Regions from separate parts of the Mus musculus genome. Here region 1 is linked to region 2. The links are chromatin contacts, found by Hi-C in ENCODE. All regions are on one chromosome and are shown on one strand. Each heading gives the region's core, a stretch centred on a gene start or an enhancer-like site at or near the end of the contact. The rest is flanking DNA. Distances are from core to core; before and after follow the strand shown.

Evidence for each region. Hi-C counts contacts between places; a loop is a spot of excess contacts on that map.
Region 1: a map of regulatory T cell shows a loop between it and region 2 (3-fold over the local background). The contact joins the promoter of Ccr9 here to the promoter of Lztfl1 in region 2. A Hi-C loop is called at or near these places in 8 of 37 maps with a recorded cell type or tissue (CH12.LX, Patski, T-helper 1 cell and 4 more).

Annotation. Positions count from the first base shown.
Region 1 is chr9:123,765,190-123,769,451 of GRCm38, reverse strand. It overlaps Ccr9 (chemokine (C-C motif) receptor 9), which reads right to left and starts at 2,241. Exons shown (of 3, transcript NM_009913.6): 1 at 2,145-2,241. It overlaps Gm17021 (a long non-coding RNA gene), which reads left to right. Exons shown (of 2, transcript XR_380030.3): 2 at 1-4,262.
Region 2 is chr9:123,714,848-123,719,062 of GRCm38, reverse strand. Lztfl1 (leucine zipper transcription factor-like 1) reads left to right here and starts at 1,438. Exons shown (of 10, transcript NM_033322.3): 1 at 1,438-1,537; 2 at 3,639-3,763. The coding sequence starts at 1,535.

The sequences.
Region 1 (4,262 bases), core at 992-3,491, 50 kb before region 2:
GAGAGCACTGGACCAGATACCATAGCTCCTCTGCCTTTGATTAATCCTTTCTGTCAGTGAGGCTTGGCAACAAGAGTCCTCTCGGAGCCTGGATTTCTCAGTTAGGAAATGGGGCAATGACAGTCCCTCCTGGTCCCAGGACTGCATGGACAATGGAGAAGCAGGCTATGCAAATGCTCTGTTCAGAATATGGCTTTGTGAGAGCTGAGATCACCTTCATCTCACAGCGGTGGCTAGGTGTGCTGCATACTAGCTAGGTGTAAGCACTATGTGTGAGAATTCACACCCCCAAGGAGCTCACATGCAAGCTCAGTGGGGAGGTTAAGGCTGGAAATGACACAAAAGCAATGTCCTGAGAGGTTATGGGAAAGGAAAAGTGAATCCTCCTTTCAACACCAGGGTATGAATAGAAGGGCTTCACTGAGAAAGTAACTCTTGCTGACCCTGGAGGTTTGAAGGGTGTAGAATCATGGGATGAGGTGAGGAAACATTGCTCTGTGGTAGGAAAAATTCATCAGCTAAGACATGAAACCTGAAAGCATAATGTTCAGGAGACAGAGGAAAGCTGCTCGTTCTACAGAAGTGAAAACTGCCTATGAGGTAGGTCAGTCTAAAACTATCCTTACTCTGCCATTACTTTCCTATTCTGTTTCCCTTAAGAAACTAACAGAAAAATCAGATAGAGATGGCTTGTCACTGCCTATATCACATCCAGTGCTACTACCAATCATAGTAGGTCACACTGTGAACAGGAGCTATGAACCCAGGTCTATACTTTGACCTTTGTCCTACTTGGTACTCATGAGTTGAATCATTTTAGCGTGTGTGTGTGTGTGTGTGTGTGTGTGTGTAGCTCTAGGACTCTGAGTCATCTACCATCAGACCTATTCACAAAGTCTGAGTCAGGAGCTCACTTCCCTGGGACCTGTGAGCATGAGTCTACAGTATTGATAAGAATGGACAGAAATTGGAAGAAGAGGGCTCTGAAACTCCAGATGCTGGAATGACCATTATTTTGGATTGTTTGGCAAAGAGGCTAAAGAGACAGATTCCCTTGGTAGTGGTTGCCTGCAGGTCCAGATCACTAGCTCAGCAACAGTTGCTATGACCTACTGGCTGGCTATAGAGCAGGCTAATTAAGAACTGAAGAATGAGAGTGTGGAGGTCATGGAGAGATGGCTCAGCAACTAAGAACAGATATAATACGTGTCTTGAAGAGGACCTAAGTATGAATTTCAGCTATGTTAGAAGACTCACACAGTCATCAGTACTTCAAGCACCGGTTCTCACATGTGCACATGCGTAATTAAAAGTATAATAAATCTTTAAATTCTTTTTAGAACAGAAGAATGTGGACATGTTGTAAAAGAAAGGGCATGCCAATTTTCTATGGATGGGTCGTTTGAAATAACTTGGCTTCTTTTCTGATCAACAAAGAATATTTTCACAATGCACAAAAAGATCCAAAACTTCAAACACACACACACTCTCTCTCTTTATAAATATAAACGAGGGAAAAATACAAAGTCAAGTATCACTTTCCAGTTTAGCCATTGTTAGATTTCTGAGCCGTGTCTTCGTACTGTCCCTTTAATAGCACATAAACATGTACCAGTGCGAAGGGAATCACACCACACATAGTTTTATAAATATATATGTTTTAGTCTGTCTTTCCTGGGCCACACTTCATGTACTGAGCACAGAGTTTGACATGGAGTTAAACAACTGAGCACTTCATTGTCTAACGAACCATAGTCTACTGCACTCCTGTCAAGTTTTTGGTCCCCAAGGTTTCTCTGCTATAAAAGTCCTTTCTGTGGCCAGTCTCTCAGACCCAAGGTTGTCACCCTTCTCAGACTTTTGGAAACCCCCTTGCTACCTGTCCCAACACTGTTTCTCCTCCCTTGAAGGTACAAATCACAAACAATGCTATTGAGCTTGACCTTCACTGTGTTCCGAGAGGGAGACTCTTCATTCACCCTACAAGAAGCCTGAGCCATACTGGAACTTTCTAGCAAAGAGCATGGTACACATGACATCTGAACAGATGAGTGCACTCATGGGATATAGATGCGTTGGTGGCAGCATATAGCCAAGTACACAGGTGATGTCTAAGGCACAGAAGAAGGGAAGGATCTACTCACCAGGAGGGGAAGTGCAGAGTCTGGGTCTGTAGGGAGAGGACCACTGCAGCTGCCTGGGATGAGAAGGCTTCTGTGGGTTCTGAGCAGACAGCTATCCGCTAAAACACACCAAAAAGGAAGCCAGGCCACCTCTGCCTGTGTTGTCACTGGCGGAGTAACCCAGAAGGGTGGGGAGCCACCTGCTGCAGATTCTAGTAACACACATCTATCATTTGCAGCCAGAAATGCAAAGCTAAGGACCACCAGGGTTAAGGATTAACCATCTTCAGTGTGGACAATGTACACACAGAGTCTAAGAGCAAATTGTCTTCTTAGGCCCCCGATACAGGAGCCGGAGACATGGGGAGTCCTGGCCAGAGGCACACATTTATAAGAACAAGTATATGTGAGGTACTACCTCTATACTGTCTATCAAGATGTGTCCTTTGAGGCCTTGAGAGACCTGTGTTGCCCAGTTCTATAGCTACCAGCCAAATGTTCCCACTGAAATGGAAACTATAATGGGGAGCACCTCTGCAGTGACACTCAACACATGCACCCATGGCTGCTACAGATGACGGATAGTACAGATGCCTAACATTTATGACATGGCAGAGCACTCTGCGGATGCTGTTACCTCAGAAAGTTCTGTATGTGATAGGCAGCTTGGAACAGATTATGAAGGACCAAGGACACCTTAAATTCAGAAAAGTTTTACACATATGTTAACATTGAGAGCTAAAGTGTCTTTATGAATCACAGGTGTTTCAGTAAAGTTTTGAAAAGTCTCAACATGCAAATGTTATATTTTTTATAGAAACTCACAGGTGATATCTTCTTAAAGGGCCACAGTTATAGTGAAGATTCCCTGTTGTCATCATTTTTTTAAAACTCCTTTTTATATTTGAAATATACAAATCACAGCTCATTCTAGAAGACTAATTTCCTCTTGATGTGTTTAGCATCCTGTGCACTAAGTGCAGTGTTACTCCCAGACATATAGCCCAGCAATCACCCCCTCCTAGTACAGAACAAAGAGATTTCATGATTTGTCCTAATTTATATCTCAGTGGCAAAAGGTTAATAAGCATAGGAAAGGCTGAAAGACCTGAGTAGTAAGAATGAAAGATGCAATTGATTCATCACCTCCAGGGAACCATGGTGTGAGTAAGCCAAGAAATTCCCTTCCCTCAACCCACATTCATGTGCATAACTAGTGTACTACCAGTCTCTGACAGTGTCCAATGCTGTGTCAATTACTGAGAGAAAAGAAGGGAGCAGCAGGAAGAGCATGCTCTAGGCCCTGACCTTCTGGCCACCTTTAGGCAGAGATAGCAGTGAACTTGCTGTTTGCCTTGTGCCTGGAAAGCCTCCTGGAGGGAGAGACTAGAATTGTTAAGACTTCCTTCTCTGAGACCTGTCTCTTCCCCGAGTTAGAGTATGGCAAGGAACCAGTGCAAGTACATCAGAAAGCCAGAAGAGGTGGTTCAAAGATGGAAGGAGATGGATGCAGTGAGGAATAAAAGTCAGACCCCTTCCTCCACATGGGCCCCACGGTCTAAGAGAAAGCAAATCTGAAGAGGTCCTACTCTCACTCACAACAACCCTCTTCTTGGACATATTGAAGAGGCTGGGGAGTCAGGAAAAGGCAAGGACATCCCAGAGAGAGTTTCTGGACTCTCAAAGGAACCCAGGGCCACTGAGGTGCCTCTTTAGTTGTCTAGTTTGGTTCATCCCTTGCAAGAAAAGCTCCATCCTTTCAGTGTCTTTGCTGGACTTCTGCATTGGCCATTAGAATTCAGAACTGGGTGACAGTAGGATGCTGGTGACCCCCTTTCATCCTGCCTAAGATGGGCTCTAGAAAGCAGAACACCGTGTCCTCAGTAACCAGGCCAGCTATTAGTACCAGTAACTGATGGTCTCTAGTGAATAACTGGAATCCAGAATTGCTGTCTACAAGTCCCAGTATCTATAACAGAAACTGACATTGGCCTTGCTGCTGAAGCCAATAGACTCATCTGATCCTCCTTTGCTCCTTCTCATAAACTGTGTTCTGGAGTTGTCTCTAGCAGAAAAGAAAAGTCTGCTTCAGTTCACTGCTCTCCAGATGCACTGACAGTCTGGCTCTCCTCCTTCTTT
Region 2 (4,215 bases), core at 189-2,688:
TTCCAATGCTATACCAAAAGTCTCCCATACCCACCCACCCCCACCCCTACCCACCCACTCCCCCTTTTTGGCCCTGGCGTTCCCCTGTACTGGGGCATATAAAGTTTGCAAGTCCAATGGGCCTCTCTTTGCAGTGATGGCCGACTAGGCCATCTTCTGCTACATATGCAGCTAGAGACAAGAGCTCCGGGGTACTGGTTAGTTCATATTGTTGTTCCACCTATAGGGTTGCAGTTCCCTTTAGTTCCTTGGGTGCTTTCTCTAGTTCCTCCATTGGGGGCCCTGTGGTCCATTCAATAGCTGACTGTGAGCATCCACTTCTGTGTTTGCTATGCCCGACCTAAAGCTGTACTACAGAGCAATTGTGATAAAAACTGCATGGTACTGGTATAGCGACAGACAAGTAGACCAATGGAACAGAATTGAAGACCCAGAGATGAACCCACACACCTATGGTCACTTGATCTTTGACAAGGGAGCTAAAACCATCCAGTGGAAAAAAGACAGCATTTTTCAACAAATGGTGCTGGCACAACTGGCTGTTATCATGTAGAAGATTGCGAATTGATCCATTCCTATCTCCTTGTACTAAGGTCAAATCTAAGTGGATCAAGGAACTTCACATAAAACCAGAGACAGTGAAACTTATAGAGGAGAAAGTAGGGAAAAGCCTCGAAGATATGGGTACAGGGGAAAAATTCCTGAATAGAACAGCAGTGGCTTGCGCTGTAAGATCGAGAATCAATAAATAGGACCTCATAAAATTGCAAAGCTTCTGCAAGGCAAAAGACACCGTCAATAAGACAAAAAGATCACCAACAGATTTGGAAAGGATCTTTACCTATCCCAAAACTTGAAGATTCTAATGACTCAAGTTAGACTTCATAAGTGAAAACTTCCGCCAGGGAGATCAGGACGTTATTCCACAACCTTCTCCTGGCGAATCTAGTGTTTGTCTCTCTAATTCACTACTCTATATAAACCTATGTTTTTGCACATTTTTTTTCCAAAAAGGTAAAGTTATTCTCTTCTGCCAGCGTTATAAAACAATGCAGATGGAGGAAGGGCGTGCACCAGGGCCAGCATGAGCTTGATAGCCGGATGCAGTCACGCTGAAGCCCTGTTCACTCAGCCTGTTCTTCTCAGAGGTCTGGAACCACCAGCTCTGGATCCCGGTGCCAAAGCCCAACTTCTGTCCTGATTGTAGGCAAACACGCTGGCACCTAAGGCGCTGCTCAGCTCCCCCCCCCCACCCCCGACCGGAAATTTCTCTGTTGCCATTGGCAACGGCAGGCACCGCCCCAGGTTAGCGTGGCAAGAAAAGGTGGGACTTCCGGATCTCAAAGCCAATGTACCCGCGGAAATTAGCCAGTTACGCAACATCATCCGTCACGTGACACTGAGAGCCAATGATAGCGTGCAAGCGAGGGCCCACGTGTCTCCGTTCCCATTGGCAACGCGCGGCTTCTAAACAACCTCCGTTCCTCAGGCCCCGGTGCCGGCCTCCCTGTTTCCTGTCGGATCCGCCGCCACCATGGTGAGTGTCCTGGTCGGGAGAGGCCCAGCCGGGGTGCGGAGGGCGAGCGAGCGAGCGAGCGAGCGGGGCCTCGCCGGGGAGGGAGTCACGTCGGCCGAGCCGCGGGGACAGCTTCTTGCTGAAGCCTTCCTCCGGCCTTGTCGCCTCGTCCTTGGCTGTGGTCTGGGAAGCCCTGGCCGACACAGCCGCACACATTTGCCAGGGTGAAGAATGACGGGCTGGTTCCAACTTTCTGTGTGAACTTGGTTGAATCTAATTTTCTGAAGCACCTGATTTTACAACTGACTAATTATCGGTGCTGTTTTCTTTGTTTGGACGTCTGACGACCATTTGGGTATTAGAGTTCGGGCTTACTTTGAGACAGATAAAACTGAAGCGAAAACGCCAGTCCATCCAACCTTTCATCGTACAATTAATTTAAATAGCTGGGCATAGAGAAGTTATTGAAAGTGAAGCTCAAGTGGGTTGCTGACATATCCCAGCAATCAATTCCTAGTAAGTGTCACTTTGTATACATCTAAACAAAACAGACCATTTCTTAAACCATCCTGAGCTAGGAACTGGTCCTGCTTCTGATGTCAAAAACGAAAAAAAAAAAAAAATTACGCTAGTGGCTTCACAAAAAAGTTAGTACTTGTTTGTGTTCTTACTCTTTTATGTCATTGTGATAACACTTGGAAACCGGGTGTAGATGATTTGTCAAACAATGCACATAAAATAAACACTTTAAGCAATAAGCTCACTCTTTTTTAAAAAAAATTATCCTTTAAAGATTTTATACATTCATACAATGTATTTTAAATCCCCTAGCATCTTCCAGAATTATTGTTTACTTCCTGTCCTGTTTTTTTTAAGCCTACCTAGTCCAATTTATGCTGCACATATACTCATGTGTGTGGGACCATCACCTTCCTTGGGCCACACTCTTAAAAGAAACTGTCTCTCTGCCCTTCATAAATCTTCAGCCGTCAGTAACTGCTCAGCTAGAAGTGCGATCTCATAAACCCCTCCCCGTCTCTGTGCTGGATTGTTGATTGGCACCTTTGTGCAGGTGACCACAGTTGTGAGTTTCTAGGCCAGCAGTTCTGTCATGTCTAGAAGACAGTTTTTGTTGTTGCTGTTTCAAGACAGGGTTTCTCTGTTTAGTCCTGTCTATATTGGAATCCTCTCTGTAGTCCAGCCTGACCTTGAACTCAGATTCACTTGCCTTTGCCTATCTATGCCTCTGCCTCCTGAGTGTATATCTTAGTTGTGGCTAAGCCTATTTATTCTCTGTACCTAAAAGCTGTGAGCTGTGTGGTAGCCACCATCCATTGCACAGAGAAACTTCTCTAACCAGGTCTGAGAGCTGTACTAACTGTGTAGCTTCCCTATTTTAAAACAGCATCTGCCTTATTAAAAAGACTACTGTTTGTTTTCAAGCCAGATAATACTTTTTAAGGTTGTATTTGGTAAGGTTAAGTTTCTGTAGAGATCTGAAAATTAGTGTATTAAGGAATGTAGGCATTTGTTTCCTCTCACACAGCAGCCATTTTATTTAGATTAGTGAGTAGGTTAGTGCTGCTCCCCGAGGTGAGGATAGAGGTCTCATTCATCTTTCTGTTCTTTCAGCCCTGGGGCATAAAAATGTCACGGCTCATCCTAGTTACCTACTCTGTCTACTTTCAGAGACATTAGAGATGACAGGGGTATAAGGTATACCCCATATCTTAAGTCTGAAAAATACCCCACACCTCTTTGTATTTCTTCTTTTCCTGAGAAGTAGTCATGTGATTGTGACCTGAATGTATTTGAGTTGGTAGGAGGACAAAAAGGCAACCTGATATACATCAGTTGCTACAACACCATATATTCATCATCAACATCGTTGTTGGTTATTGTTATTGTTTGAGACTTCGTCTCTGGGTAGCCCTGGCTGTTCTGAAGTTCACTATGTAGATCAGGCTGGTTTCAAAGGCACAGAGATCTGCTTGCCTCTGGCTCCCAAGTGCTGAGATTAAAAGCAGGTACCAGTACACTGGGCCAAACAAAATACCTTGTTTATTTTCATTGTCAGTTCTTCTGTCATAGCCTCTGGACTAACCAGTTCTCTCTTTTTCAGGCAGAGTTGGGCCTAAATGAGCACCATCAAAATGAGGTCATTAATTACATGCGTTTTGCTCGTTCAAAAAGAGGCTTGAGACTTAAAACGGTAGATTCCTGCTTTCAGGACCTCAAGGACAGCAGGTATCAAGAGACTTTAAGGCCCAGTTTCTTAAAACTGCATCATATTAACATCATATGTTCAGTCATATAACTGAATGAATGTGGATTCTTTAAAAATTTGGCGTTAGTAAAAGGTTTAAGATGCAATCACTAAAAATTATTTCATAATTAAATGCAAAATGACTCTGAAGTGTTCTGCCAGCATTTCCCAGTTTTGTCATATGACTTCTGAACACGCTGCAGCCACAGTTCACACTGCCCAGGCCATCATGCCACCCAACACCAATACAAAGTGCCTGAAACTCTTTGGCTTAGACTATTGTATACTTTGAATTACAGTGATTTTACTGTATATGTAAGTATTCTGCTCTTATGGAAATGTAATGTTTTAATTATGACAACGACCTAATAGTTTCTTACCATCATTTCTCAGCAGGTAAATATCAAGTTAGTATATCTCTGGAACCTATTGT